2 separate regions of the Homo sapiens genome follow, and region 2 is linked to region 1. The links are chromatin loops, found by intact Hi-C in ENCODE. Cell type or tissue: MCF 10A. All regions are shown on one strand. Each heading gives the region's core, and the rest is flanking DNA. Links, peaks and the distances in the headings are about the cores only. Region 1 has its middle 45 kb from the start of LINC02119. Region 2 holds the start of LINC02107 (long intergenic non-protein coding RNA 2107).

Region 1 (15,942 bases), core at 3,864-11,863:
ATCAACAATGCATACCGAAACTGCGGCACCTTCATATAATTAAGTGTTACAACGGGGGTGGGGGTAAAGCGAGGGGAAATGAACAACTGCTACGTGCATCAACAAGGATGAAGCTCACAAAATGTTAGAAAAAAATCTACTTGTAGACTAATAAATACAATATTTTATTTCTAATATGAAGCTTAAAAGTAAACAAAATATATATTTCTCTTACACATGCACACATATATATAATAAAAAGCATAAATATATGTATGAGAATAAAAAATACAAAATTCAGAACAGTGAGTTCTTCTGGAACAGAGAGCACACTTGGGGAAGGATACACAGAAAGTTATCTACTGCACTGATGACTTCTATTTCTTAAGCTAGGTGGGCATTGATTGTATTCTTCTTTATATCATTTTGTATGTCTTAAATATTTTATAATACATTTTAAAATGTTATTTTGAGGCGTCAAAGAATTTCAGAGCTACAAAGACCTTAGAAATCATCTAGTTCAACAACCTCGTTTTAAACACAATGACAAATAACTAAAATCGGGAAAGAGGAGGTACAACTGATGCCACAGAAACACAAAGGATTATAAAGGCTATTATTAACACTTATATACCAGCAAATTATATAACCTAGAAACAACAGATAAATTCTTAGAAACAGGTTATATAAGGTTAAATTCTTATAACCTACCCAGACTCAATCATGACGAAGTAGAAAATCTGAACAGACCTATAATTAGTAAGGAGATTGAGTCAGTAATCAAAAATCTCCCAACAAAGAAAAGCCCAAAACAAGATGGCTTCATGGGAGAATTCTACCAAACATTCAAAGAAGAATTAACACCAATCCTTGTCAAACTCGTCCAAAATATTGAAGAAGAGGGAACACTTCCAAACTGATGTTATGAGGCCAGCATTACCCTAATACCAAAGCCAGACAAGGATACTACCAGAAAAAAAACTACAGGCCAGTATCTCTGATGGGTATTGATGTAAAAACTCACAAGAAAATACTAGAGAATGGCATACAATAGCACATTTAAAGAATTATACATTTATAATCACGTGGGATTTATCTGTGGGATGCAAGGATAGTTCAACATAAAAAATTCATAAATATAATACACCACATCAAAAGAACAGAGGACAAAAATGGCATGATTATCTCAGTTAATCCAGAAAAAACATTTCACAAAATTTAACAACTTTCATGATAAAAACATTCAACACACTAGTAATAGAAGAAAACTACTTCAACATAATAAAGTCATATATGAAAACCCCACAGCTAACATCATACTCAATGATGGATACATAGAGAACTCCTACAACTCAGTAACAAAAACCAAATAACTCAATTAAAAAAATGATCAAAGGACTTCAGCAGACATTTATCTAAAGAAAATAAACAAATGACCAACAGCATATTCACAGATGCTCAACATCACTAATCATTAGGAAAATGCAAAGCAAAACCAGAGTGAGATATTACCTCACCCCCATTAGGATGGCCACCATAAAAAAAAACAGGAAAACAAATGTTGATGAGGATGTAGAGTAATTGGAACCCTTGTTCCAATTGTAACAGGAGAAGAAACAGGCTTCAGCAGTGCAATCCTGAAGACAAAACACTGTTGGTGGGATTGTAAAATGGTGCAGCATGATGGAAAACAGTATAGAGATTACTTGAAAAATTAAAAATAGAATTGCCATATGATTCAGCAATCCCACTTCTGAGAATTTTTACAAAAGAACTGAAAACAGGATCTCGAAGAGACATTTGCACACCCATATTCATTGTAGCATTCTTCATAATTGCCAAGATGTGGAAGCAACCTAAAAGCCATCGGTAGAATGAATAGATAAAGAAAATGTGGCATATACACAAAATGGAATATCATTCAGCTTTTAAAAAGAAGGAAGTCCTAGTACATGCTACAACAAGGTTCATACCTTAAAGACATTAGGTTAAATGAAATAAGCCAATCACAAAAAAAGACAAATATTGCCTGATTCCACTTCTGTAAAGTGTCTAAAGTAATCAAACTCATAGAAACAGAAAGTCAAATGGTGGTTGCCAGAGGCTGGGGACACAGGGAACCAGGAGCTATTCAATGGGTATAGGGTTTCAGTCATGCCGAATGAACTTTCTAGAGCTCTGTTTGTTATACAACAATGTGCATGGCATATAGTTAACAATACTGTACACTAGAAAATGGTTAAGAGGGTAAGCTTATGTGTTTTCTGGCTGCAATTTAGACAAAAAACACGATGAAAGCAAGGGCCAGAGTGACGGGATGACATGCCCACCATCAGGAAGTTGGCCAAATCCAGATCATTGGCATTTTTCCTGCCTCTTGTCACCTCCTCTTGTCCTGATTTCTGTTTTATTTGTAACAGCATTTCAGAAATGTGAGATGGGCTTTAGAGATGATTGCTCTAGAAGAGAATCAATTCTTTGTTGAACCGTGATGTCTCCACTTTAAATGTTTACCTGTATCTTTGTGGTTTGCTCCTTACACTTCAACTGGCTTTTAAATTGAGTTTGTGGTTGTATTGTAAATAATTATACATTAATATTGCACTCGGCTTTTGCTGCCTTTCAAGCACAGAGCTCAAGGTCCTTCTGAGGCAGTTAAAATTCAGGATTTGCTTACCAGATGAAATGGAAGCTACATTATGGGGAGAAAAATTTGAGACCTAGAAAGGGTAAAGAACTTATCTAACATTACAATGCCATTTTTGTTTGGAGGGGAACAAGTTTCAAGTTTAAATCATTTAAAGCTTCTCCACCCTCCCCTCAGGTCACAGGACAATGATTTGCTTCACACTTTAGCTGTAGAAAGTAAAATGTAGGAAATAGAGAAGTTTTAATACCAGTGGGCCCACATTTTGCCCTTGGAAATGCCCTCCTCCCCACCAGCCTGTGTTCTACTCTGACCACATTTCCCTGGCTCTGACACCTTTCTGCATATTTTCATAACTTTGGGGTAACTGAGACTTTGAGATGAGTGGGAGCATGGGAAACAGTCCCCAGAGGAGGAATTTCTGCTTGTTGAAAATGAGAAGCGCCCGCAAATGGAACTTAACAGCAAAAGGTGTCCTGAGTCATCATTCAGTCCTCGCTGTGGCAGTCATAATTCATGATATCCTGAGCCCTTCATAGGTTCCTGAGAATAACGATGGCTGCCTCCTTAGGCACCCATTTGCCAGGCACGGGGCACAGCTGGGCAGACAGCCCCCCTCTGGGAATTGAAGCTGGGCACCTGGTCAGCTGGCCTGGTTCTGCTCAGGTTCTTGGCTGAGAAAACAGAGACTGCCAGTTCTTTATACCATCTTCCCTGATTATTTGCTTTTTTTTCCGTGAACATGTCTAAGGAGGGTTCCAGAAAATATGTAACTCTGCAACACATAGAGAGGGCAGACAGCTAGCACAGGGGGGTCTGGGCTGGAGGCTTCTCCAAGGCCCTGCTGCCTAGCCACAGACAAGTGGCCTGAGCCCCCGGAGCCCTGGGCCTCTGAGGGTTGTCCGCTGGGTGCCTGTTGAGCCCCTGGATCTGTGTGTTTGGGGCTCCCTACTGGCCGGGGACTCTCGCCTTGCATTCCTTGCCTTGATCCGCCTCTGGGCCTCCCGTCTGACCTCCGGGGCCTGGGTGTTGGCCCGGATTTATGACCCTGAGCTTCTTTTTATCTCTTCGGGAAGTAAACGTTTTGGTTGGAAAGTTTTTCAATTTCCTCCTGGCCTGGACCAAACCGCTCATATTTCCAAGGGCAAGATTCCCCTCTCCTCACAGGTTCTTGTGCCCTGAAGTGTAATTAGGAGCCTCACTCCACCTGCAGACAGGCTCCTGCAAATGCTTTGATGGTGGTGACCACGACAAAGACAGCAGGCTGCTCTATGCTTACCCAAACCTCACATTTGCGGAGTAGAGTTATTGGTTTTTTTTGTTTGTTTGTTTTTAGCAGCTGTAGACACAAGCCACTCCCCTGCAGACCTCCTCCTCTGATTCCCAAAGGAAAAGACCTTTCCAAAATGTATATGAGAGGCAGGGGCACAAGTTCTTGAAGCTGGATGACCGTTGATTGCCTTCCCCTAAGTGTGCCCTACAAGACAATTACAAACTCTCTTGAGCCACAGTCTCTCAGGAGAGGGCTAGAAACCAATACTTTTACCGAGTGTCCCAGGTCCTTCTGCTGCACCCGAAAGCTTTAGAACTGCTGCTGTAGAAACTGTGCAGCAGATGGAATGGGGCAAAGCGAATCTTAGTCCTCTTGCTTTTAATCCCCTTGAAACCCTAAGCATTGTTCTCAAGAAAAGAACATGAACCCAGGACAGTTCAGCCATGTCGCATATTGGGCCTCTCACCAATAACAGTGCTCCATGGTTTTATTTATTTTTTTGCCGAAAGTTTCCATCCAATTACACACGCATCTTTTTTTCTCCTCCACAGTGTCCCATCCTTCCAACTCCCATACTCACCCTCCCAAGCAGTTTCCCTCTTAGCCTGGTCCCCAACACGATGTCATTTGAAAGTCAGGGCATCCCTTTTATACCGTCGTGAATATCTTCCAATCTGATGGGTCCTTTTATCCTGAAACGCTTCACCCGCTTTCCACCCCAGCATAACTTCACCCACCACTGAAGTACCGCCAGCCGGCTCAGGAGGGTGAGCGGCAGCTGTTGCCCTGTTTAGGGCAGGAAGTGAAGAAGAACATGATATTCAATTAAAACTGCAGGGGGAATTCAGCGAGACAGCAGGGTCTAATGGAGACTGATGGCCTGGGAGACCAGCCGGTCTGAGTTCCATTCCCATCTCTGCCACCGGCTCACAGGGGTGACCTTGGGTCTGTCACTAAAACTTTCTGGGCCTTCGTTTCATCTGAAAAATGGTAGTGATGATACCTGCATCCTCACAGGAATAGTTACGAGGATTAGGGAGATTAGAAAAATACACAGGGCTCTTTTGATCCCTTTAAAGTCAGCAGTGAAGGATGGATGGATGCAGAAAGCGGTCTTAGGCTAAGTAGAATTGGCTGCCAACAACAGGATGTGATTTGAGGTGTAATCAAAAGTCGGCCGGTGCTGAGATAGCTCCCCTAGCAGCCTGTGAGCTGCTCTGAAATCCCACTGCTGGACTAGAGAGCCAGGCTAAAACACAAGTGTGACAAGTCGCAGCAATAACATACCATCAGCCTTTGCATGAGTTAGCTGGAGTAGGTTGCTGGTTTCCCAGGAGAAAAAAAAAATGGGCCCTGAGTGATTGAGGCCCTAGAACAGGTAACTATGACTGACGGAGAGTTTAGATAGAAAGAATGCAGGAGCTCAGAGTCAGGGGAACTGTGGTTAGGGACTTTGTGGGGAGCAGAGTGGTGTGAGGAGAGTGCCAGAGCCATGGAGAATGTTAATTACAGAAGCTGATTTTCAAAGTACTACAATAGGCCTGGCGCAGTGGCTCACACCTGTAATCCTAGCACTTTGGGAGGCTGAGGCAGGCAGATCACTTGAGGCCAGGAGTTCAAGGCCAGCCTGACCAACATGGCAAAACCCTGTCTCTACTAAAAATACAAAAATTAGCTGGGCGTGGTGGCATGCACCTGTGATCCCAGCTACTCAGGAGGCTGAGGCAGGAGAATAGCTTGAACCTGGGAGGCACAGGTCACAGTGAGCCGAGATTGTGCCATTGCATTCCAGCCTTGGTGACAGAGCAAGACCCTGTCTAAAAAAAAAAAAAAAAAAACAAAACACTACAATAAATGTTAGATCATTCGTCCCAGTAAGAGCCTTCCCTAGGCAATGTCTGATGTCTAACTTTCATGTAAGACACTGTAGACATCACTTCTTACTAACCTTTGCTCTTTATAAAACTGGCGATCCTACATTATGTGTTCATGACACCAAGAAAAAGCATTGCCCTCGTGAAAGTGCTATGATGATGATGATTGCAGCTGTGCGGGCCAGTATTATCATTTCAATTTCAGTCGGTACCCATTTGTTGAGTGTCATCACACTAGGGAGGATGGTGGGGGAGGAACAGCATGGGATTTGGCGTCCTGGGGCTTGGGTTGGATTCCCAGCTCTGTCACTTTGTTCTGGAACCTTGGATACTTAAGCTTTCAGGGATCCAGTTTCAGCTGGTAAATTGGGATAACAGACCTACCTCACATGCTTTCCAGAGGATCAGATGAGGTGATGCAGTGTGAAAAAGCCATGCTGGATGTGACAGAGGGCTACACAAAGGTGAGCTGCTGTCTAAATCAGGACAGGCTGGGGTCTGCTGCTGTAACAAACAAACAGTAACCTGACATTTCAATGGCTGCATGTCAGCCACAAGTCAGCCTAGGGGGCACTCTGCTCATCAGAGTCACACAGGGACACAGGCTCCTGGAGGAGCCCTTAGCTGCCTGCTCAGGAAAAAAATATGGTAGAGTCTGCATTGGCTCTGAAAGCTTCTGCTTACCTTTCATTAGCCACAGAAAGTCACATGGCCACATCGACTTCCAGTGAGCAGGGAAGTGCCATCCTATCATGTGTCAGAAGGAGATAGAGTTGGAATATTTATTCACAGCCTATGACCCGAACAGTTGCTACTCTACAAGGCTGGATAAGATGTGGTCCTTGTCCTCAAGACGCTTACCAGAGCTCACCTCAAGATCCCTACCCAGGGGTTTTGGAAACATCTCCAGGAAAGTGTACCCTCTTCTTTCTGCCATGGATCCCTGCCCCTGCCTGCCCACCACACGGCCAGGGCCTCATCACTTCTAGCTACCACATGAATGGCTTTGCTAAAAGCAGCTAGAACACCCACATGCTTCCCTGGCCTCTGCCACTCTTGTTGTAAAATAACCTCCAAGGCCTCTTTTTCGGAGCTTGTGCCTTCCCTTTGTCCTTCACCCAGATGTTGAGGAGAGGTGCCCAGGTGGCCAGGTTCGTGACGATCCCCCAGGCTGCAGCTAATTGCACCATGCTTGAATGCAGCTGGGAGGAACAGCTCTTTGCTTGCCTGGAGCCCTTCTTGTACCAGATGTCTGCGGACCTTCCCACCGCCCAAGCTCAGGTCTTACTGCCTTTAGGGAAAGAATGAAACAGGAAAGCTTAGCTCATTTGGTGTCTCTCACCCCAGGTTAGAACCATCTTTCTGTTCTTCTGCTGGAGCAGAGACATCTCTGTAGCTCCCTTCTCCATCACCCAGAGATTCCTGGGGTGGCCTGAGACTCACCAAAGCCTTTTTCTTCCTTCCTCTTGAGTGGTGTCCCTTCTCCTTGGACACTTTAGTTGGAGTCCTGAGAGAGAGAATGAAAGAGTTTAATGCAATACTATTAGTAATAACAATAAATATAATAGGTTACCATGTGCTAGGCTCTGTTCTGAGTGCCTTGCATATATTAACTGATTAAATGTTCACAAGAAGCCTATGAAGTAGGTATTATTAATAGTCCCACTTTAGAAATGAGGAAGAAACGCGCTCAGAGAGGTTATGTAGGTTGTTGAAGGTCACACAGCTAATACGTGGCAGAGCTGCGATTTAACCAAGACCGTGTGACTACAAAGCTCATACAGATCTGTTTTTATCATGGCAATTAGGTCTACAGTGGTTGAGAGAGATGGTTGAGGTTACAGATGGCAAGGGCGCCTTTATTCCTGGTGCTGGCAAAATGGCCTTCCCGGTGTATTAGGAGGTCGTGCCTGCCCTCTGCTGGTCGTGAATGAGCATTGCCACTCAGAGGATGTGGACGAGAACCCGCCGGCAAAGCACTTCACAGGTATTTCAAAGAGAGTAAACAGGCAAATAAACTTGCAGCTTACATGCAGCAGCGGCATATTGACTATTTCTTTCCCTCTGGTTTGGTGTGTTTTACATTTGTTTTTTTCTCCTGGAAAAAAAAAAAAGAGGAATAAAAAGCAAACAGGCAGCTCTCCACCTCTGAGAACAAGCAGAAGAAAACCACAATTATGCAACTATCAAATAACAAGTCTATGTGTTTATTGTCTCATGGAGATTGTAATGTAGTACTAGATGCCCAAAATGTCATCCTAAACAGATGTAAAGGCACATTTTTGGTCGTTCATAACTAAGTTAGGGTAAAATAGTTTCCTAAGTTAATCAGGGTATTCTTCCACTATCGAACGTTGCATGCAAAAAGATTCTTCATTTAAAAAAGTTCAGCTGTTTTGAATTATCTATGTTCAAATAGAAATTTTGTGTCCCTTTCTGATTTGCTGTAGAAAGACAAAGGTGGCCATCTCTGACTAGGCTGCAGTGCAAGTCAGCCGGAGACATAGCACATAGCACATTACAGGGACCCAAGATTTTTGGGCTTATAGTAGTGACTACTCTTAAGGGGACAATCTGGCTTCTTCGAAGGCCCCCAGCCAAGAGGACCCCTTCAGACAAGTCAGTCCTGCCCACTAAATCTTTATGGGGAGGGGAGTAGAAGGGAGAGGAAACACTGCCACGAAAATCTAATCCTGAAAACTGTCCCTGGGGATTAACCAGCTGAAGCCAAGTATTAGTTCTCACACTGCTATAAAGAACACCTGAGATTGGGTAATTTATAAAGGAAAGAGGTTTAATTGACTCAGAGTTCCACATGGTTGGGAAGGCCTCAGGAAACTTACAATCATGGCAGGAGGTGAAGGGGAAGCAAGTCACATCTTACTTGGCGGCAGGAGAGGGAGACAGAGAGAGGAAATTTACAATCATGGCTGGAGGTGAAGGGGAAGCAAGGCACGTCTTACCTGGTGGCAGGATAGGGCAAGAGAGCAAATAGGGAAGTGCTACTTTTAAACAAATCTCATGAGAACTCACTCATGATCACAAGAACACCGTGGAGGAAACCTCCCCCATGATCCAATCACCTCCTACTGGGTCCCTCCTTGGATTACAATTTGAGATGAGATTTGGGTGGGGACACAGAGCCAAACCATATCAAGCCCCTTGTAACAGGTACGTGACCTGAGGAGTCATGGCCTCTAAAGGTTGGATCTTCAGCTCCCAGACAGAGAATTGTCAGCATTCGTAGTTCTTAACTTGGATATTTAAAGTTTCCCTCTCTGAGAAGTTTGAGCAAGTTACAGGACATAGGTCACACCCACAGCAAAACTTTCATTGATCAGGGCTCTTGTGTGTATTTTTCACCCCCTGCCAACACACTCTACTTAAGTAAATGTGAAAACCTCAAGAAAACTGCTGATCAGAAGATTCAGTAAAGCGGACCTACTTTCAGGACATACCTTAGGATCTGTGCATATTCAGATATCCTGCATACCATGCTTGGACCAGGTACATTTATATCACGACCTTGGCTAACTTTTTCTCATCTATGCTCACTGCTTCAAATAATCGCCTCAACATGGGGCACTTGCAAGTCTGCTTCCTTACTGCTGCCTCTGTCCTGGGATCTGGATTGGCGTTTCCAACTGCCTGATGGGTAGCTCCATCTAGATGTCCCCCCAGGACCCGCAAGCAGCATGTCCAGATCTGACCCAAGCATCCCATCCCTGAAAGTCCCCTTGAATGCTTTATTTCTTTTAACGTCATCACAATTCTCCTTGGGATTCCAGCTCAAAGCCCCAAACTCCTCCACTTTGCCTCATGCTCTGTCCCACCAAATGGACCTGGCCAGCTGCGATTCTCTCCTACCTCTGTGCCTTCTTGACCTCCCCCTGTCCTGACTCCCTCCTGGCATGATGTCCTGGACAAGGGGGAGTTTCAGAGCCAGACATGGGTTCAAATCCCAGCTCCATTATTTATTGCATATCTGAATGTGGACTTTTTCCCTTAATTTATTCGAGCCTCATCTGTAAAATTGAAACAAATATGTACCTCGTAAAAGTAATTGTGAGATCAATCAGATAATATAGATTAAATGCCTGGTATAGGGTGAATGTTAAATATATGTTATTTTTCTACCCTCTCATTCAGGCTTCATTATTTCTCACGGGGGCTAACTTTGAGTAGCCTCCTAATTCATCCTTGCCTCTTTGCTCTCCATCACAAGCACTGATTGCATATCCACTACTTGCCAGGCACTGGGCTAGTCACCAGGAAGAGAAACATTAAACAAGTCCACAAGGCCCTGCCCCTGTGAGGCTTACAATTCAATGGAGAAAGTAACATTCTCTCCTTCCTGTGATTTATTGTCACTCTTGTACCTGATGGATCTTGCTTAAGCACAGATTACATGTCATTTTTCTACTCAAGACTGTTAGTGGCAGCCCATTTCCCATCTCATGAGATATCTTTCTTTGGCTGGCATTTAAGCCCTTCTGAATTAATAAAGTTCTCATTTGCTTTTGTAGCCCAATTTCCTTCCACTGCCCCTATGTATATCCTCCTTTCTGTCCAAGTAGAATTACTTGTCAATCCCAGTATAATGGACATTTGTCTTTTTAAAAACTACCGATCCTTGTGGGACATCTTTTCTGTTTCAGAGAAATCTCCATGAGTGAGTCTTGGTGAAAGGCAGAAACTCACAGTCCTTCTCTTTACTCGGTGGATACCAGCATGTAAGCAAATAAACCGGGCTCAGCCAGTCAAAAACTCTACTCAAGATTCTGAGTTTTGGGAAAGTGACACAGTATCAGAAGACACACGCAGAGTATTTAACTCGAGAGACTTCAGTGAAGAGAATATTTACAGAGGTATAGTCAGGGTTAGAAAAACAAACAAAAGATGGTGAAGTTCCTCTGTCCCAGGACTAGCAATGCCCTTGGGGTTCACTTATAAAGATGAATGTTGATAAATGCTTATGTACTGAAACAAAACAGAAAATTGTGGTACTTTTCTCATTTTATCTGCAACAATCTAGGGAGTCACATAAGAATGTGTTCTCAGGCCGGGTGCAGTGGCTCATGCCTGTAATCCCAGCACTTTGGAAGGCCGAGGCAGGCAGATCACTTCAGGCCGGGAGTCAAGACCAGCCTGGCTAAAATGATGAAACCTTGTCTCTACTAAAAATATAAAAACTACCCAGGTGTGGTGGCGCACCCCTGCAATCCCAGTTACTTCAGAAGCTGAGGCACGAGAATCGCTTGAGCCTGAGAGGTGGAGGCTGCAGTGAACTGAGATCTCGTCGCCACTGCACTCCAGCCTGGGCAACAGAGTAAGACTCTGTCTCAAAAAAAAAAGAATGTTTTCCCAGGTTGCCTGGCCAAAGAGGGAAGGGCATGATTTTAGCCTGGACCGGACTTACCAGTACAGGTGCACCTACCAGTGACTTTAGTTCCAGCATTTGAAAGTGATCTCAGTTGTTGGCTTGGTGAATAGATTGAAGCCACTAAGTGATATTATGAGATCAATTTCTTAACATTAAGTAGAAAAAGAAGTCAAAAAATCTTGAGAGATGGGAATGCTGGAGTGAATGTAGCCTGTTTGACCAGGACCTATCCCTCTGAGTTTCTGGAGAGGACCCAAAAAGGCCTTTGCTAAGGCCTTTGGCAATAACACTGGAGAGGAGACCTGCCATCTTTGAACAGTGCTTTCGTGGCTGTTTGGGGTAGGCTGGGTATGCTAGCAGAAGGTGCTACAGTTGAAACAGGTTCTCTGTTTCCAGTGGGGTTGGGGAGCTGGTTGGGAAGTGATGGGGGCAGAGGAGAAGCACTTATCCAGCAGAGACAATGGGGGTGTATTTACTGTGGTAGGCAGCAGAGTTGACTCGGTAATGCGAATAATTTAGCTATCAAGGATCTTTGGCAGAAGCTAAGCGATCCTGAAGGTCCATGGGTATATGAGTAATTCATCAAGTTCCTACTGGATTTGCATAGCTAAAAAGAACTCTCAGGGTGAGAGGCTGTGGATTTGCCAAAATTTGTGTAGTATAAACTCATGGCCAAGAAAGAAGAACACTAAAGCAGCCACCACCCTCTCAATCTCTGACCTCCATGAGGAAATGAGAGGCTTGAGGACTGTGGATAGCAGTGCCACTTTCACATGGGCAGATGATTAAACACTGAGAGGCATCAGTTCATACTTGACCCTACCTGCACTTCAGCAAAACCAAAATTCAAATTACTGAGGAGGAGCAGCTGTGATCAATGGAGAACTTAAAGTGCTCAATTTAAATGGGTAATGTGGAAAATGTCTATTTTTTCCTTGATTTTACATGTATGTGTCCAACTAAAATAATCAATTTTAGTGACAAAATTGAGAACTTAGACCACTAAACACTGAAGTGATCCATGCCTTGCTGATTCACAGTTTACCCATTTAGTATGAAGTCCCACCCCTCGCAAACAAAGAGGACTGGAGCCCGGGGAAAATTTCATTTCTTTCAGATTTTATCCATCAGATCTTAAAGTGCTATGGTGATGTATCTGGAGAACTCAGGCCACAGTCTTAGAGGTTTCTTCACTATTGATGAAAAAGGAATCCAAAGGTAGTTTAGAATGGATGACCCTCCTGTTAGCAGAGTAGTAAATAAAATACTGTATTGGAGTCAAGTGTCCCCGTACACTGACCAGTATGGAAAAGTCTGTCCTGTTGGAAACCTGGTGGTAAAACAAAAATCTCCTACTTTAAAGTATTTTGATAAACTAAACTGAAGAACTAAATGGGAAACTTCACTTTCAGGCCCTGATGCCTAATTTGAAAATTATCAGTAACTTCATCCCATGAGATATTAAATAAACACATAACTTCCAGATTATGTGACCATGTGTCTGATGGAAGCTAAGCCACTATGGCAGAAAGTGACGACAGATAGGGCCCTGGGCAGTACATAAAGAAGTTGGAACACCAAGGTAGGACTGCCATAATACCTCAAGGACAAGAATCGGTCCTTCCTCCTAGTTTTCCAAAGATAACTGAAGACCACTTACCATGGTAACTGAGTACCAGGGAAAGATTATTTTGACATTGACTCTAAACTAACAAATTGTTAGAGATTGGAGAAGGGGCTTATGGAGACCATGAGATTAGTGACGTTTTGCCCAAATCCACTTCAAATATGGCTTCATGAGATCCCCATCATACCTGGTTGTTTCACCAGTCCCTAGGCATATAGTTAAAATCAATATTTAACAGTTAGAAGAATCCTCACTTGTGAAGAAAGATATTTCATGGCAGGAAGGACCCAAAGAAAATGGCTGGAGGGCTCTACCAAAATATTAAAAAAAAAAAAAAAAAGAAAGAAAGCAAACGTTTCTGGGAAGTGGGGGAAGGAGGAATGTACCCATGCAGATTAGTGCTAATTGGAAGGTGCAGGCCAGGCGCGGTGGCTCACGCCTGTAATCCCAGCACTTTGGGAGTCCGAGGCAGGCGCTTCACGAGGGCAGGAGATCGAGACCATCCTGGCTGACACAGTGAAACCCCGTCTCTACTAAAAATAAAAAAATTAGCTGGGCATGGTGGCGGGCGCCTGTAGTCCCAGCTACTCGGGAGGCTGAGGCAGGAGAATGGCGAAAACCCAGGAGGCGGAGCTTACAGTGAGCTGAGATGGCACTGCTGCACTCCAGCCTGGGCGACAGAGTGAGACTCCGTCTCAAAAAAAAAAAAAAAGAAAGAAAAGAAAAAGAAAAGGAAGGTGCAGGGATGGTGACCCTTCAAAATAAGGATAGTAATATTGTTTATCTCGTAGAGCTATCGTGATGATTAAATGAGTTAATACATGCACGATGAAAATGATAATCACAAAACAAATGCTAGCTACTCCTTTTGCAATTATTATACTTGTAACTCCTATTTAACCCTGCATAGGGATATGCAGAAGACAAATGACCTTCAAGCATTATTATAGGTTATTTTAAGCATAATTAGGTGTGGTAAGATTCAGGACCTAGAGAGTAGAGGAATAATCCTCCTCCCCAAATACAAGGTCTTTTTACTTCAATTTGCTTGGGAAATTCAATGGGCTAGGGCATGTCAATATATCTCCTCCTGGGTGAAGGCACATCCCTGTACCCGACACCTCCTACCAAGAGGCAAAAAGCTAGGCACGCCTCTTTGGATTTTGAGTGGGGTGTGAGTTATATTTGCATTGTGCTGCTCTGAATCACTTTTAGCTAATTTAACTTAGTGTAAGATACCCAAACAAGAGACAGTTCTCCATCTGATCTAGCAGTACCACTCAACTTTCTGATTCAGGAGTCCAGTGGATCTTGAAGTATTTGCAGCAGTTTGAGTTTCTGTGAGGAGCCTATTGCAACCCCCAACAGGAGATCACAGCAAAGGCCCTGAGAGTCTTTGAGCAAAGCTATTCTATTTCAATCAACAACTATTTTCTTTTGAGGACTTGCTACGGAGCCTTAGTAGAAAGTGAACCCCTGACGACAAAACATCAAGTGGCCATGTAACCTGGTTGCTTATCGTGAACTAACTGTGTTATTTGATCCAACTAATCATAAAGTCAGTTGTGCCCAGCAGTGTGGGCACGAAACGTCAGGTGGCCATGTAACGTGGCTGCCTATCATCAACTGTTATTTGATCCAACTAACCACAAAGTCAGATGTACCCATCAGTGTTCCACCATCAAATGCAAGTGGTAGATATGGGACTAGGCCTGAGCAGCTTCTGAAGGCACAAGGAATTTGCAGAAGTGGGCAGCTCACACTGCCAGCTTGCTGGAATCTACATGACCCTCAGCTCACACCTCTGATGTCATGGGGAGTTTGCTAAGAACAGGCCACCACAGAAACATGAATCATTGGTTTAGAGCTGGTGCACATGATGTGCAGGTCCTGGTTATATAGAGATTGTTGTGGCTTTAAAACCCCACTTGGTGTGGCCCTGAAGGACAATAGGGAAGGAAAATCTTTCTGGGAGCAAAACTTAAGGCTGTACATAACCATGTCATTCATTTTGCCTGGAAGAAGAGAGAGCTTGAATTATGACAAACCAATTCACAAGCAGCAGTTAATAATTTGTCCAGATTGAGACTTGACATGTTGTTGGTAGGTTGGTAACAATGAGGTTGGGTATGTGTCTCCTGAATTGGGCCTGGAATGTGAGAGTACTTGTCTCCCGTGATGATGGTCACAAAAGGACTTCATGCCAAGGTGGGTCCTTCCCCCACCACCTCAATGCTTGTTTAATCAGTTCCTGAACTTGTAACTATGGCAACAGGCATGGAGGCTATGTAGGGACTCCCTGAAGGGATCAACCCTCTGTCTGTCCAGGTAGATTACACCAAGCCCTTTCTAAGATGGAGGAGCTAGTGATTGTCTTCACTGGAATATAAGATTTTCTGAATTTGCATTTGCTCCTCTTGATAGATTCTGAACAAACTTGCATCTACCAGTGTCACCATCAATGGGCATACTGAGTAACTCATGATCTTCCACATCATAATGCTTTTGACCAAAAGGAGCTTACTTCTCAGTGGAGAAAGTAAAGTAATGGCAGAGGCTCAAGGGACTCTCTAGTTGTGGTAGATTGGGTGGCTCCCCACCAATTTTAGTGTCCCTCTTTGCCTGAGGATTACACATGCACGCCCTGTTAAGCCCATGGAAGGCCATGTGACTTGCTTTGGCCAATAAAATGTAAGTGTGAGTGGAAGTAATGTGTGTCACTTTCAAGCAGCAGCTCTTGAGCCAGCATATGGTTTCCTGTCATGAGACCAACAATGCTCCAGAAAGAGGCTGCTCCATCCACCTGTGTCCCAGAGTAAAGATGTCATGAAGCAGAGGTGAACAGTCCCATGCACAGTGAATGAGAAAGAAACATCCATTGTTTATCACTGCAGCATGACTTGTCTATGCAGACTACTCATGCTCTCCTCTTTTTCTCTTTCTTTATTTTTCTCATTTCTTTCTTTCTCTTTCTTCTTTTTTCTTCTTCCTCTCTCTTTCTCTTTCTTTCTTTCCTTCCTTCCTTCCTTCCTTCCTTCCTTCCTTCTCCTTAATTTCTCTTTCTTTCCCTTGTTTCTCATTTCTACTAGCAGGTATCAGTAGACTCTATGTGCTGGTCTTTGGCAGATACAGCATGGAGCCTTCTTCCTGGTCCCAGCA
Region 2 (15,942 bases), core at 3,215-11,214, 170 kb before region 1:
GAGCTTTACAAAGCCAATAGCATAGCTTTATGGGGCCGGAGCAGGAGCTAACGTTTTCTCTGCCAATGCCGTTTCCTATAAATCTTGCAAAGCCCCTTGCCACACTGTTTACAAAGATGCAGCATCAGAGCGCCAGAGCAAGGCTCGGATTTCTTTCCTGAAACTTCATTAAGTTGTAAGAAAAGCTCAGTGCAATTTTCATCCTTCTCCCATGAAGAGTTATTGTAAAAAGTGAAAACTACCACATGTGGCTAAGGAAAGGAGTAGTGGAGAGTGTGTGTGTTCCTGAGCCCGACACAAGTGCCTTTAATTTGCCAAGTGACAGTCATCCAAGCTCCCAAATAAATGGAATATTTCAGCCCCAATTCTCATCATTTCTTCCCTAAAAAATTCTATTCAAGTGTAAAACGAATATAAATCTTTCTCGACGATTAAAAAACGACAACAAACAGCTTCAGTTTTTCTTCCCCCAGCAAATGTTCCACTGGCACCTACGAAGAGGTGGGGACAGTCTCCAGAATGGAGAATTTTCTGGTTCTTGGCCATACCTGTCTGGTGGATGGGGTGGCAAAGAGGGGAGACTTGTGTTACTACTCCATTACTTCTTGGGAGGCAAAAGGAAGAGGAAGCGGCCAAGTGACTCTTCCATCCCCGAGCCAAACAGCTTCCCTGCCTGCCTGTCCAATTCCTCAGGCTTTAAGGGATGGAGGAGGTGGTTAAAATAGTACCTTGAAAATTTAAGGAACTCTTAGGGGATTTGCAAGCACTTCAATCCTTGTGTTCTCTTAGAGATGGGAGTAGAAGAGACCTTCCTGGTGAGTCTCTTAGTGTGGGGCAGGGAGCAGCAGGGACAGACAGTGGAGGTGAGTCTACATTGAGTGAAGCTGGAGTAGTTTCTGGAATCTTGAGCGAGTGTCTAGGAGCCTTGACAGGCAGCAGGCTGGTTGATGTGGCTGTGGGAGACAAGGCTGAGGCCTGATTCCAGCACTCCCTGACGCTGCAGGTGGTGGTTGGATACCTTCCTTAGTCAACTTCTATCCTCACCTCTGATCTGGAAAATAGGGATGACACCATCAAACTACTCAGGATTTCCACCACTAATGACTACCTAGGACTTGCAATAGGAAACGTTGACTGTTTTGACCATTTGTAAGCCTGACTTCCCAGATCTGGGGGCTCGCCCAAATGTCTCCATTTACTAAGCTTTTTGCAGGCCCTTCCAGGCCTTAGGGTCTAAAGCCTGACAATGCTCTGACAAGACTTTCTGCAGGCTTGGCTAGTTCTTGTGGGACTATGAACACACAAAGTGAAGGCCAATTGTATATGTGCAGTTTTGCTCCTTATAGAGAAGCCTGAGTTATTAACTAGGAAAGAAATGGAAGAAATGTCTTAATTTTTTAGAAACTTGGCTTTTTCCCTGGTTGTTTCTTCCCTTTGGGTGTCAGTTGTCTTTTGGCTTTGTCAACCAAAAGAAAAGATTCAATGTGTTAATTTGAAAAAATCTTTAATAAGAAAAAAAGACAATTTTTATACATCGTTATTTGCCTGTGAGTCAGATATTGTCTCTTGGCTGACTGCAATATTTACTGTTTCTACAGCAAATGTCCTGCTGCCTTGTGTGATTTTGTTAGCAACCGACTTCAAATCTATTTGAGCATATTCTTTGCTGCTCTTTAACCATTGTCCTAAGAACCAAGCCCTCTATTTGTCATTTGCATTTTTTTTTTTGAGATGGAGTTTCGCTTTTGTTGCCCAGGCTGGAGTGCAATGGGGCTGTTTCAGCTCACTGCAACCTCCACTTCCTGAGTTCAAGTGATTCTCCTGCCTCAGCCTCCCTAGTAGCTGGGATTACAGGCACGCACCCCTACGTCTGGTTAATTTTTGTATTTTCAGTAGAGACAGGGTTTCAGCATGTTGGCCAGGCTGGCCACAAACTCCTGACCTCAGGTGATCTGCCCGCCTCAGCTTCCCAAAGTGCTGGGATTACAGGCGTGAGCCACGGTGCCTGGCCAGTCATTTGCATTTTGGAGCACATTCTCTGTGAATATGGGCTCCCTTCCTCTTTCGCTCTCAATTTCTGCTGGTCCTGCCTCACTTGACCTGTTGGGCAGAAACCAACCTCATAAAGGAAATCAACAGCAGACATTTAATACAACCTTCTTATGATGCTTGGAGCAGGATTAACATCTCCTGCATAGATGACTGAAGAGTGATTTTGCAAAACTGTGCTTTGTGTAGCTGCTGTTTGAACGCACATGGCTTCCCATGAAGTGAGGGACACATGCACCAAGATGGGCTCCTGCTGCATTTCTGGATGTGTCCTCTCTAATGCTCAGTCTACTCCTAGCAGTGTGACCTTTGCTGCCTCTGCCATTCCACCCCCAGCTCGGTTGGGGGAGCTAGATGAGGGTTCAGAATAAGAAAATGTCTCATTGTGGCATCTTCCTATCTTGTGTCTCTCCAAATAACAGGGTGCTAAAAATGTGGCAGTTCCCAGAAGTCAGAGTGTGGGAATGATGCTAACGGTGGAAATGCTCTGAGATTCCTTGATTTCTCTCATTTTATCCAACCCCTGCCTCCCTACTCCCATCCATCCCCACATCCTGGTATAGCAAGGCTGAATTACAACATGGCAAGACACGTCCTTCTGGGACTGTTTACAAGGCTGCACTACTAGGAGGATATTCAACATAGATCTAACCCAAGTGAGTACTCATTTTAATGAGTAATTTTACAGAGGAGGGAATGGGCTCTTAAGGGGTTAAATGGCTTGTCCAGGGTAGACACTGTCAGTTGTAGGCAGGACTGCGCCCATTTGACTCCCAGGCTTGTGTTCTTTTTTACAAAAAGTGTTCTTTTATCCTACCTCCTAACAAGTTAGGCTCTGTGCAACAGTTACCATGAGGCAAATTCAATTCCACTTGAGGGAAGTCCATTTTGTTTGGGTATCAGCAAAACTCGCAATATTAAGAAAAGCCTAGAAATGTAAGTCTGCATTAATTTAAAATGTTAAGCACTTTGGAAGGCCGAGGCAGGCAGATCACTTGAGGTCAGGAGTTGGAGACCAGCCTGGCCAACATGGAGAAACCCTGTCTCTACTAAAAATTCAAAAATTAGCTGGGTGTGGTGGTGCACACCTGTAATCCCAGCTCTCAGGAGGCTGAGGCAGGAGAATCGCTTGAGCCTGGGAGGCAGAAGTTGCAGTGAGCCTAGATGGTGTCACTGCACTCCAGCCTGGGCGGCAGAGCAAGACTCTGTCCCAAAAATAAATAAATAAATAGTAAATAAAATGTTAAGCAACACTGACACTTCTGAGGAGCTCTGTGGTGCTCTTTGTGTTCATTACCATGTCTGTAAGCCTTGTATTTGAGTGGGATGGTTGTTTCATGCCTGAAGGGTGGTGTAACTTTGTGCGTCTATACTTCTAAAAAGAATGTACTGAGAGTTTAAAGCCTTTCTGGGATAAAGTTGAAGCCTTTATACCCAATGCATTATTTTCTTTCAGATACTATGGCCAATGATGCCCATTCACCCTTTGTTTCTCCCTCCCTCATTCCTTCCTTCCCTCCCTCCCTCTCTTCCTTCCTTCCTTCCTTCTTCCTTCCTTCCCTCCTTCCTTCCTTCCCTCCTTCCTTCCTTCCTTCTTTCCTACCTTTTTTATTTTCCTTCTTCCTTTCTATTCTCCTTCCCCTTCCTTCTCCTCTATCTCTTCTACTTCTTATCTTTCCTTTCTTTGATAAAAGAATGGTTGAGAGTGAATTGTCAAGACAAAGCCATAGAGTATGATTCAATCAATGCTAACCACCCTCAAATAAAACGCTATTTACTAATCTCCTAGATTAAATGAACAAAGAAACAAACAAAAAAACCCAACCTTGGAAAAAGAAGGTATGTAGCAAAGATATAAATAGGCATCTACCTAAGATTATAACATTCTGACTTCTTAAAGGCATTCTTATGAAGAAAACATGAGCTTGGATGACATGATGATGAAGTAGACAAGATTTATATCTACTTTATTCCTACATCCCCTCAATTTTGAGTCCAGATCTGAGACTCCCATGGGTATAAAAATGTGCAGGGGAGTAATCTAGCTTCCCAAAATTCAAAAAACACAATAGCCAATCTAGCATGACATCTTTCCTAACTTTCCTTAAGAGTCTAGACATGGTCTCATAGGAGTGACACCAGTTGTTATAGGCCAGAGGGCAAAACCCCATTTGGATTTTATTGCTAAGATGCCTCAGGACAGAATTTGTTCTGGTCAGGCTGAAATAAGAAAAGGAATTAATATTAAGGAGTTGGAAGTGTGAAACTGAGCTCGCGTCTAAGGAACACAAATACATTCCAGAGAGACTGAAAGATGCTAATTTTCTCATGAAATGTGGCGTGGGACCTATCCCCTTTTCAGCTAGGTTTATCATATAGAAGTAGGTGTGTGGCGGGGGTTGGGGGGGTGTATGTGTTGTCTTTTCTAGAAACCTCTTTCTTGTTTTTTTGAGGTTAATTAAAACCATATTTGATAATATGAAAATAGCTCTAACCATGATGGTTTTCATCAATTCAGGGCCTTTCAAGTATTCTCCTGGCATTCTGAGACTAAAGGTGTCATGATCACCCTAAGCCATTTGGAAATTGTCATGGCAAATTGTGCAGTAAGTACTTCCTTGTGAATTTATGAATCTCATCAGATTTCGGAATGTGCTGATCTCAGAGGTGAGGGCAGGGATCCGAGCCTGACTGCTTCACTGCTCATCCGTGGCTTCCTTTTATCTTCCTTTCCAGTGCAGAGCTCCAAAGAGTTTTTCAAAGCCCATTAGACTGCCCGATGACATTCTTAACAGAAGAAGGAACAGTGTTTGTTTAGTTGAATTAGGGGAAGTCTCCTGTGGCCAGTGAAGTTTTATTGAGCCATTTCTAGAAGAACTAAAAAAATCAAGTGGGCTTCTTTGTTTTGTGCTTTATTGTTTATTTACATTTGCTTGAAAAGGTAATCTGCACAGGTTTGATGTCAGCTGGGAAGTGGGACACCATTCGTAAGACAGACAGGAGGACTCTGGGGGAGAAAATATTTGGATAGACAGACCACTTGGTTGAAATGGAAAGAGGGAGTCAGAGAATTTCATTATGTCAGTAATGGGCTTTAGTGGCACTTTCTGAGTGTATAATGTGTTGGGTAGTGAAGGTTTGCTGGGGGGTCGAAGAAGCAATTGCCAGCAAAAGCAAGATGTGCCAGATGGAAAAAAAAAAAAAACATAGGGAGAAGATTAGTTAGCTTTATCAATAAGGAAAAGTTGGGATAGAACAAAAGCACAATAGCACTGTATCACATAGCCAAAATTATCATAGAGGTATAGATGTGTGTGTGCACATGTGTGTGTGTGGGTGAGTGCATGTATGCATGTGTGCAAATGCGTATTCACTATATATGTGTGTGTGTGTGTGTGTGTTGAACCTAACTTACTGAATACTTGCCATGCACCGGGCACTGTTCTGGAGTGGTTCAAATCTCATGACTCTTTGTCCTCCGAGTGGCACTTTGCTTTAGGTAAACATGTTTGAGCCTCAGGTGCAGGATTTCCCTTGCTTGCCTTCAGGGGAATTTAAAGAAATAATAAAGCAGAAAGTCTACAACTCTACCTGGTATGGGATTTAATGAAACTACTCTCATCGATCTCATTTTATAGAAACACAGAGAAGTTAAGTTTGTCCAAAGTCACATGGTTAGTAAGTGGAATTGGTAGGATTTGCCCCAGAAAGTGCGGGGCCAGAACAGTGCTGCTTTGCTGCCATAGTAGCACTTTCCCTCTCTACAGGCACTCCTTAGTTTTCTCTGTTTGTCAATATGCCAAAAGTGCACGTAAAATGATGTTCGTGGAAGTATAATTTATATAGCACATTATTGGAAAATACCTGAATGTTCCACTAGAGGGAATTGGTTAAATACATTTTGGTATGTTCGTGTGAGAGGGCACTATACAGCTGTTAAAAATAATATTCTCAAAGAATATATGTGACTACTAGGCTTAACTAGGTTATGTTACATGGAAAAAGCAGGCAGCAAATCTGTATGTATAATTTGATGCTAATTTTGTTTTTTAAAACTACTGTGAAGGGAAAAATGGAGACAATCTAACTGTATATGAGAAGAATGAGTAATAAACTGTGGCTTAGTCATTCAATGGAATACTACATCTAGTTCAACTGAATGAAAATAATCTCCATGGATCAACTTGGGTAAGTCTTAAAACATAATGCTGACTGAAAAAAGCAAGGTACAAAAGAATACATATGGCATTGTATCACTTATGCAAAAATCTAAAATGTACAAAAGTAATATACATTTTATGAATCTAATTGCATAGTAAAGGTCAGGTGCAGTGGCTCACACCTGTAGTCCCAGAACTTTGGGGGTCCGAGGTGGGCGGATCACTTGAGGCCAGGAGTTTGAGACCAGCCTGGTCAACATGGCAAAACCCCATCTCTACTAAAAATATTAAAAAATTACCCAGGCAGGGTGGCCCACGGCTGTAAGCCCAGCTACTCAGGTGGCTGAGACAGGAGAATTGCTGGAACCCAGGAGGTGCAGGTTGCAGTGAGCCGAGATTACACCACTGCACTCCAGCCTGGGCAACAGAGTGAGACTCTCTCTCTCTCTCTCTATATATATATATATAGATAGATAGATAGATAGATAGATAGATAGATAGATAGAAACATTTTTGTACTTTTACTGTATATATATATATATGTATATATATATAACAGAATGAGACTGTCTCTGTATATATATATATATAGAAACGTTTTTGTACTTTTACTGTATATATATACAGTACTTTTTGTAATATATATACAGTATATATATTCGTATCTATATACAGTATATATATTCGTATCTATATATATACAGTATATATATTCGTATCTATATATATACAGTATATATATTTGTATCTATATATATACAGTAAAAGTACAAAAACGTTTCTATCTATATATATAGAGTAAAAGTACGGAAACATTCACAGGATCTATACACACCAGCTTTAGGATAGCACTTCTTCATTTCCTTTAGGAATGAGAAAGAATTAGATGAGTTTCAGCTGGATCCATTTTATTTCTAAAGGAGAGAACTGAGCAAATGTGGTAAAATGTTAACATTTGTTAAATCTGAGTGGCGCATCCCTAGGTTTCTTTTATACTGCTTTCTGTATGTTTGGAACATTTTATAATTAAAATTTGTCTGTGTGATATATAATAAGGGTACACACGTGGAAGAGGTTAGCGGGCATCAAAACATAAAGAGCGACTATGTTGGAAAAGTATAGTGCAAACTTATTTTCTTTAAGTTTTTCTGTATTTTTTAAATCTATATAGTAAGTGTGATATAAGAAATAAAAGCAAGACACGTCTTTTTAGGAAGCATCAATGTTGTAGGCAAAGAGTGCTGCAGTGGAATATGGAATCTGCTTCTATGTGACACTGGTTGATTCGCGTAGGCACTTTGTAGCAGTAGATACTTTGCAGCAGTTTCCTCACCTGCACGGTGGTTTTATGGGCCGAATGCTCACTAAACTGACTTATTCTTCCCGGTAACCTGCATACAGACCTCCCAGGCCCTGGCGTGAAGGTGGCACTGTGACTAGCTCTTGCCGATGGAATGGGAGGAGTCAGTTAGAAGTAAGTATGCCTGCTCTGACGTTTCTCTCTGCCTTCTGTCTGCTGTGTGGATGAAGTCTGGGGCATCCTGAAACCCTTTGTTGAGATGGGGGAGCCACAGCAGGGGAGGACCTGGATCCCCACGTATCACCACAGGTGTGACAGAGGCCCAACCAGAAACGTACCCCTTGAATTTTGTGAGAGCAAGAAGTAAACGTTTGGGCTTGTTTGTTATAGCAGGTAGACTACTCTGACCAATACAGGCTCCATCTGTCAGATCCCTTCAAGTTCTGATACTCTATGAATGCCAGAGGCCCTTGGTTTAAAGCTGTCTCTCCATTCATTTATCTCTTGATGAAGTTCACTTGTCTCAGGGACAGACTTATCTAAACCAGAAATTTGGACATGTCCAAAAGAAATAAACTGCTGTAATAACAAGTGAGTTGAAAAGATAAAGGACAGTAGCCAGAAGACCAGGGGAAAATCCAGAACTGAGTAAGTCTGGGCTGTACATGGCTTGAGACTAAGGACAAGAACTTGAACATTTTTTGATCTCTTTATAACCCCCCAGTCTTATATATTGTAATCACTTAATCAATACCTGTTGGATAAATGAATACATGTGTAGGAAGCTGCTATCAGTGATAACCACATACCTTGAAAAGCCACTGCTGCATAATTTCTAGAATTATTAACCTTTTAGTTTTGTGAAGGGGGTAAGAGCACATGATCTGGACTCGGAGGGGTCAGGCAGGCTGGGTGAGAATCCTGGCTCTGCCTCTTCCTTAGCCTTTCCAAGCCTGTTTTCTTAGGCATAAAATAGGGATAAAAATGCTATAAAGCCCATAGTCATTTTGAGGATTAAAGGAGTTAGGTAATGCAGGTGAAGCACAGGCCTGCCCCACAGTTGAGTAACTTGGATTTATGACATAAATTCACGGTGATCCTAAGTTAAATCAAGATAAGACTCTTGCTGGGCGCAGTGGCTCATGCCTGTAAACCCAGCACTTTGGGAGACTGAGACAGAAGGATTGTCTGAAGCCAGGAGTTTGAGACCATCCTGGGCAACATAGCGAGACCCTGTCTGTACAAAAAAAAATGTAAAAATTAATCAGGCATTATGGTGTGTACCTGTAATCCCAGCTACTTGGGAGGCTGAGGTGGGAGAATCACTTGAGCTCAGGAGTTTGAGGCTGCAGTGAGCTATGATTGTGCCACTGCACTCCAGCCAGGGTAACAAAGCAAGACCTCTGTCTCTAAAACAAAACAAAAACAAAAACAAAAACAAAAACAAAAACAAAAACAAAAAATATGACTCTCTACCTCTCCTTACCTAGTTCTCCCATAGGCACTATCTAAGTCAGCACAGGTGTTGGCCTTGACAAGATTAGCATTGCATTGGTAGAATGCTCCAAAATGGCCTCATTAAAGCATCATTACATCATACTTGCTGAAGTAATCAATGATTCTCATGGAACAAGAGCACAGGAGGTGAGAGAGCACTGTTTCCTAATGCAGACGGCCTTCAGGATCACTTCCTGGCTGAATGACCTAGAGAAGGGGACGCGAGTACACCCGTTTCATTTTCTCATCTCTGAAGTCGGGGGAGAACACCTGCCAGCCGTGCCGTTTATTGTGGGGGTGAAACCAGTGTTCCTGAAGCTCATGGCCTGGCACAGAAGGGTGCTCCTGGGTGTCATTTCTCCCTCTTCATGTCACCTCTTTGAAACCCAGCCCTAGTTGAAGCTCAGATGATATTTCTCTAGTTTTTATACAGAACACTGTGGTTTTGGTAAAATTCACATTTTGGGAAGCATTCCCACCACCTCCCCGTCTCCAACCTCCATTTACTTGAAGGGAAATGGAATCTATCTGGTTTTGATTCATTTACACTCCACTTGTTAGCATTGGTTTGTAAGCATCAGCCAACATCCGAGTAACTCTTGGAACCTTGTTCTAAAGGCTGCATTTTCAAGTCTAGGAAGTTTATTTTTCTTTCTTCTTTTTAAAAAAATGCTAAAAGGAAACTGGACTTCAGTACTAGTTTGAGTTTGGGTTTATTTTCTGTGTATGACTGGCTTCCAACAAATTTGGTTAAAAAATACACTTTGCCATTGCAGGTTTTACAATTTCAGCTCAATTGAATTTACTCTTGAAAAAAGTTTTCATATTCTAACCCAAGGGAAAGCTTTTGTGTTCTGTTGCTGTTTTGCTGGATCATGGAATTGTTAACTTTTCAAGATTTTTGGTTTGCCACTCAAATGAAAAAAAAAAAAAATGAAGACCTTTACTGCGTATTTGCATGGTATTGGCTTTCTGTTGACCATTTGCATGGTATTGGCTTTCTGTTGACCTTATCTTTATTTGATTTGGTAGAGGGTTTTGGTAGAAATTGGTAAGAAGTTTCATTCATGAAGACAGACTTGGGAAATTACATGTAATTATCCAAGCCTATACTCAACAAGAGGAAAAACAGAAAGAAGTTGGATGCTTCCCTTGGAGTGGAGGGTTTCTCAGAGGTTTCTACTGAGCAGGACACTCACTCTCTACCGTATCATTTTACCCACCAGGCCTGTATAATAAACACAACCTTAAGACAGTGCAGTCTACTTTCCGTCGTGTAGTAATAGGCTTCATCTGCTATTTCTAGCTAACAATTGTTCATTGTTCATGTTGCCTCAAGGTTTAGAAACCGGAACTTCTCCCTGGTTCCCAGGAAATTGAAAACAAAGAAGGAGGTAATTTCCACGTGTATAGCAGCCACTCCATTTGCTAAAGGTCTCAAGTCGGTTATCTGTGTTTTTTAGATGAGTCTGTAACAGATTTGATTTTTGTGTAAATCTCAGACAGGAGATAAAGTCTTCTCTTGAATTTCCATTTAGGTTGTTTGTTTGAGGCTCAAATGAGCTTTCTGGACAGACTTGGTAAGTATTGTTAAGTTTGACTAAAGTACCCATTTGTGATTTCATAAGGGGATCAGTAAATCTTAATCTTCTAGTCCTCTACCTTGCTACTGTCTAGAGCCAGTGCATAAAATGTCACAGTGATAATTTTTACCTCCATCTTAATTATGAACATTTTAAGCTAAGGGAGCTAAGGGAGACAGACTCATAAGTATCAAATTGGTTTTCTTTGTTCCTATACCCAGATTTTCATATGGTCAAAATACCCATGGAATATATGAGTGGCAGCAGTAAACAATCCTTGAAGTTCTTGCTTGTTTAACTTGACTGTTGGTGATGCCCAATGAGGCCCTGTCTGCTCCAAGCAAATTACATAAAAAAGATGTGAATAAAAACTCATCAAATACTAACAGAGGTGAGATCTGGGAGGAGTGGAATTACATTTATGGTCTGTTTGTTTTCTTTTTCTTACTTTTCTGAATTTTTATACAGTGAGTATATGTGTGTATGTGTGTGTGTATTTTAAGTTTTTGTTTACAAAAGAGATAAGTACATATGTTTGTTTTTTTAAAAAATCAAGCTATAAAGAAGTGTATAGAGTAAAATACATAAGTTTTTTTTATTCATCCTCTAACCACACTCTGCTTTCTAGAGATCATAATTGGTTTGTGTGTAAATTTCCAGACCTTTTCTCTGTTTTACCTGTGTAATTGTTAACATCATATTGAAAGCATGAGATTCCATACAGTACAGGTAGAAAACAGTTTCCCCTTGCTGTCTCTATAACTATAATATGCAGATTCATTCTCACACTCTTGGACAATCATGTAGAATAACAACTCTTCCAGTCCCTTCAAGTCCCACCCATCACCCCAGGCACTCTGGCTCTTGGTGCATCTAGTGGGTTCCCGCGGCTTGTGGGCAGCCGCTGACAGATGCAGGTGCTGGCTGGGGAGAGTAAAAGCTTGCCCTCCACCCAGTAGGTGTGTGTGTGTGAATGTGATCAAGAGATAGGAAGGTTATGGGTGGAGTGTTGTCAACCTCTCTACAGGTGGGGCCCTTTTCAAGACCATCCTGGCTGGCTCCCTTGCATATGGCCTAAGGGCAAGACTGATGCACTCTGGCTCCTGCTGCTGGGAGATGTGCAGTCTGCTGCACTGCAGCTCTCTCAGTACCTGGGCCTGTCTGCTGCACTGCAGCTCTCTCAGTGCCTGGGCCTCCGCACGCAATTTGCAGCCTCTTGCTAGTAGACGATCTTTGGTCTTGAATCAAGTGCCAGTCTACACTTGGCAGACTCCAGCATTCAGGGAGATCTCCTTGAAACCTCTCTTACTTAGAAAGAGGTAAAGGTGGAAACACCACCACACCCTGAAAAATCATTCCAAAGGAATTCTTTCAGCATTTTCAGTTTCAGTCCTTTTATAGCCTTGAGGCGAGTGATGGGCTAATGGTTGCAGTTGTCTCCTTTGCAAGTCCTGTCTAGGTGGTCTAGAAACTCATTTTAAAATGTGAGACCACTAATTGCCTCTTGCTTTGTTCTGGGTCTTCTGGGGCCTTAGACAAAGCTGAAAAAGAGTCTCCTTTTCACATTTTGTTATAGACCTAGGTAAATCATTGTTTTTCCATAAGTTGGAACATATTAATATTCTGTAAGTTGCTGTCTTAATTGTCAATATATCAGTCTTTTCATATCGGAAGATGTTGAACTGTCTCATTCTTTTTAATGGCAGTGTATTGGGTAGATAAACTAGTCCATTGGGTAGGTAAACCAGAGTTTATGTAACCATTTCTCTTTTGATAGGCTAATTCTAATTTTTGGCTTTTACAAGTAATGCCACTATAAATAATTTTTAAATTCACATGAGTGTGTCTGTGTGTGTGTCTGTGTGTGTGTGTGTGTGTGTGTGTATATACATGAAGTGTAGCCAAAGGTAGGTACTAGAAAAATTTTGCTAGATACTACCAAAGTGACTCCAGGAGAGTTGTATGAATTTCTGCTTTCTTCAGCAGTGCTTAAGAGTGAACATTTCCCCACACCCTCACTACATATTTTCATTGTTTTTAATCTTTGCCGTTTTAGAGGCTAACAGTGACCTTGTTATTTTATTCTATTATTTTCTTGATTACTAATAAGGTGAGATATTTTTTCTCACTTTTGTCCATTTGTATCTGTGCTCCGTGAATTGCCTATCACATATCCTTCATCCAGTTTGGGGTTCTGGGTCTTTCTCAGCACCTTGTAGTTTAAATAAGGAGAAGATGTCAAAATAATGAAGCAAAGACAGATTGTAGTGACTTGCTGAGAACCCTGGTCCCACTCCATGGGGACAAGAAATGGTGGAAGTTCTACGGCTCAGACTATATCACTTGTTCCCCTCAAAACTGTTTGCAAGTCTGAATCTGAAACATAGGCTAAGTCTTCTCTTCCTTCAAACTGACAAATATACTTTTATTAATAAAATTTTAGCCAATTCCTTGTATTTGACTGAGAGCGTGTACAAACTTATTTTGAATCTGAAGCCTAATGGGTTGTATTTATGCCTCTTTGTCTCTTCTTAATTCTACACATATTAAAAATTACTAAAGCCATATTGGATTTCAAGAAAAAAACCAAAGGAGATTTTTCAGAGCACCTAGCAGCCATGGCAACATGCCTTTACAAGGGGCATGTACTCTGTTAAAAAATATTCCACTTACAGGTAATGACAGACATTTGCCAAACAGCCCCAAGCTAACCCAAGAAAGAATGGGCAGATGGTTTGAGGTGTGTCAGGAATAGGATTTACAAAATAAGATTATGGTTATGCTGGAAAGTAACAGCAATGGTTGTAAACAAATGGAACAGACCTACTTTTTGCCACGGGGCAGAGGAAGAAAGGGGTTTTGCATTGCTGCTTGTGAACTAGTGTTGGCTCACTTAGATACACAGCTCTCTGGGATTTTATGTATGTTGTTAGGCACTTGTATAAGACACATGACTGGGCCTCCAATTGAGTTTCTTCTGATCTGAAGCAGGGAAACTTCATTCTAGTTCTAGAAGCCCCTGCTGGTGTTGGCCCTGTCTTGGTTGTGTCTGGCAAATGAATCTGCATCCTTCTCCACGTGAATTTAACTATCATACCAGTTACGAACTATCAGTTGAGAAGACACTGGAGAGAACCAGCCTGTTTATTCCTGAATGTATATTTTTGACTGTGGGAATTAGAGTTATAACAGAGGAAGGTACAGAACACCTCCCAATATGATTGATCTATTTGCTCATCAGCCCAAATCCTGGACCTTGAAGTGGTAATGAATGAGTCTGCCTCTGCCCTGAATTTAAAAATCTCAGCTCTCTCTTTTCCAATTAAATTAAGATTTAGAAAGATAGTGCTTCCTCTCTTGGGAGAATTTGGGCATTTTCCAAGGGAAAAGAGAGAGGGTTGTCAAAGGGGATTTGTTGACAATGACATGAGAAGAAGGTGATGACAAAGAAAGACTGAAGGTCTCAGACTTTGGGATGGGGTCGAAGCTCTCTCACCTGGTTAGGAACTGTCACCATGCAAGTGAAGGGTGGAATTTGGCTTTTAGAATATATTTCCATTAGCTCTGGAGTTTGACAGCTAGCTCCCAATGGCAGCAAAGCATGTGAGGCCTCCAAGTTGGCAAGGCTGATCTCTGACTAATGGGGAAAAATTACCCAATTAGAATTAGCAATCTTGCATCACTGATCAGAATCCTTACATTACCCTTCATGTGGGGGAAAAGAACGAGACCTTCAAAAGGAGTTGGACTGGTTTTAACATGGCCTGTTGGTCACTGAGACAGGAAATATTTAACATGGATTAGATGCATTTGGAATTTGTTTGACTTGTCTTGAGCCTAAGGTTTCCAGGTATTAGTGGTATTGAGCACTCATTTAGTGCTTTTATGTATTTTTTAAAAAGTGCCCTCTCATTATTTCTAGGTAGATACAATTGGCCCTGTTTGATCTTGTTTATTTGTACTGGATTTTTCAACTTAACACTTTTGGAGAAGTGGAATCTCTTGAGTCTTAAGCTAGGAAAACCAGTCTTGGATGAGTGTCCCAAAAGAGAACGGTGTTCTTATCATGAATTGATCCCAGATGGATTCTGGAATGAAAGGATTAACAATGATGTAAAAATGGCCTAAGCACGTGATAGTATACAACAGTGAGTCTTTGAAAGTAGGCTTGGCCACAGCCACGTATGTCTTCAGAGCTGGAGGTTAGATACCATTTACTTTGGACTTTGGATGGCATATGGTGGTCGGAATGATTTAAAAATGTTAAATTAGGCTGTTGTTGAAAGATGGCATAATTTGAGAACAGATGCAGCAAAACGAAACAATGAACTTGCCTTCCTCATAAATGATGTCAGAAATGAGAAGCTGAGGGCCATAGGCCAGGACAGAGGAGACTTAGCTTCTTTATCTTGTCTTCTTAGATTGTGTTGAGAAATCCTGTTCTTGAGCATGTGCTACTGTGTCTTTTGGAAGACAATAATAGCTGGGCAGAGGAAAATGTTGTGGCTTTTTGACCCCTCTCTGACCAGGACAACAAATATAATGACAATAATAAAAATACCCAGAGCACATCTTTATTTATCTCTTCATGGGAAGTTGTAAGACTGAAAGGGGCTTTTATTTAGTGGGTTCTACCAGTGGGAAGATATTCAGACAACACTGAACCCACACATTTGACTCTGGACCAGAGGCCGCATGTCTGACCCCAGGTAACTGGGGTATCCTGAGCAGACTGCAGGGTTAGATGGAATGATCTCTTCTCTATTGTCTATTGTGATCTGTATACTTACAATGAATTTTTCAAGACTCAGGCTACAAAATGCATTGGCTAAGAAATGACTAGGAACCAAGGGCAGAATGGGGGTAAAGTGAATTCCAGCAAAATGCTGTCCCTTCAATGAGTCTTACTGGAAAGACCAAGTGGCCAACTGGAACACCTCCATGGGATACAGGAAGTATGGGGCTTTGGGAAAACACACACACACACACACACAGCCTACTTTAGCACAGACCCAGCCATTTGTGAATCCAGATTTCATGGGGGAGATTCTGAGTCTGAGACCACTGGTTCATTATGCTAACCAGGCTGCACACTAGAATAATCTGGGAATATTTTGGCAAAAAAAAAAAAAAAAGACCATTTTCCCAGACCCTATCCCAGACCAATTCAATCAGAATCTCAGGATTTCAGGGCACTGATAATTTTTTTTTTTTTTTCTGAGACAGAGTCTCACTCTGTCATCCAGGCTGGAGTGCAGGGGTGTGATCTCCACTCACTGCAACCTCCACCTCCTGGGTTCAAGTGATTCTCTTGCCTCAGCCTCCCGAGTAGCTGGGATTACAGGTGCATGCC

The links. Hi-C counts contacts between places; a loop is a spot of excess contacts. Peaks named below come from ENCODE experiments on the same cell type or tissue, not always from the same donor. Only the 100,000 strongest peaks of a DNase experiment are listed, where the experiment ranks them.
Region 2: a loop joins it to region 1, with 18 times the contacts of the local background. A loop is called at or near these places in 13 of 110 quality-filtered maps.

The regions. Positions count from the first base shown.
Region 1 is chr5:38,185,609-38,201,550 of GRCh38, forward strand. It overlaps the pseudogene PRDX4P2. Among named protein-coding and RNA genes, the nearest start is that of LINC02119, 45 kb to the left of the region's middle. In MCF 10A, for the core only: a CTCF peak has its summit at 7,693 (motif pointing left); a DNase peak (open chromatin) is centred at 7,683.
Region 2 is chr5:38,018,077-38,034,018 of GRCh38, forward strand. LINC02107 (long intergenic non-protein coding RNA 2107) reads left to right here and starts at 7,621. Exons shown (of 3, transcript NR_147009.1): 1 at 7,621-7,683; 2 at 10,811-10,980. In MCF 10A, for the core only: no CTCF peak of the experiment used is centred there; no DNase peak of the experiment used is centred there.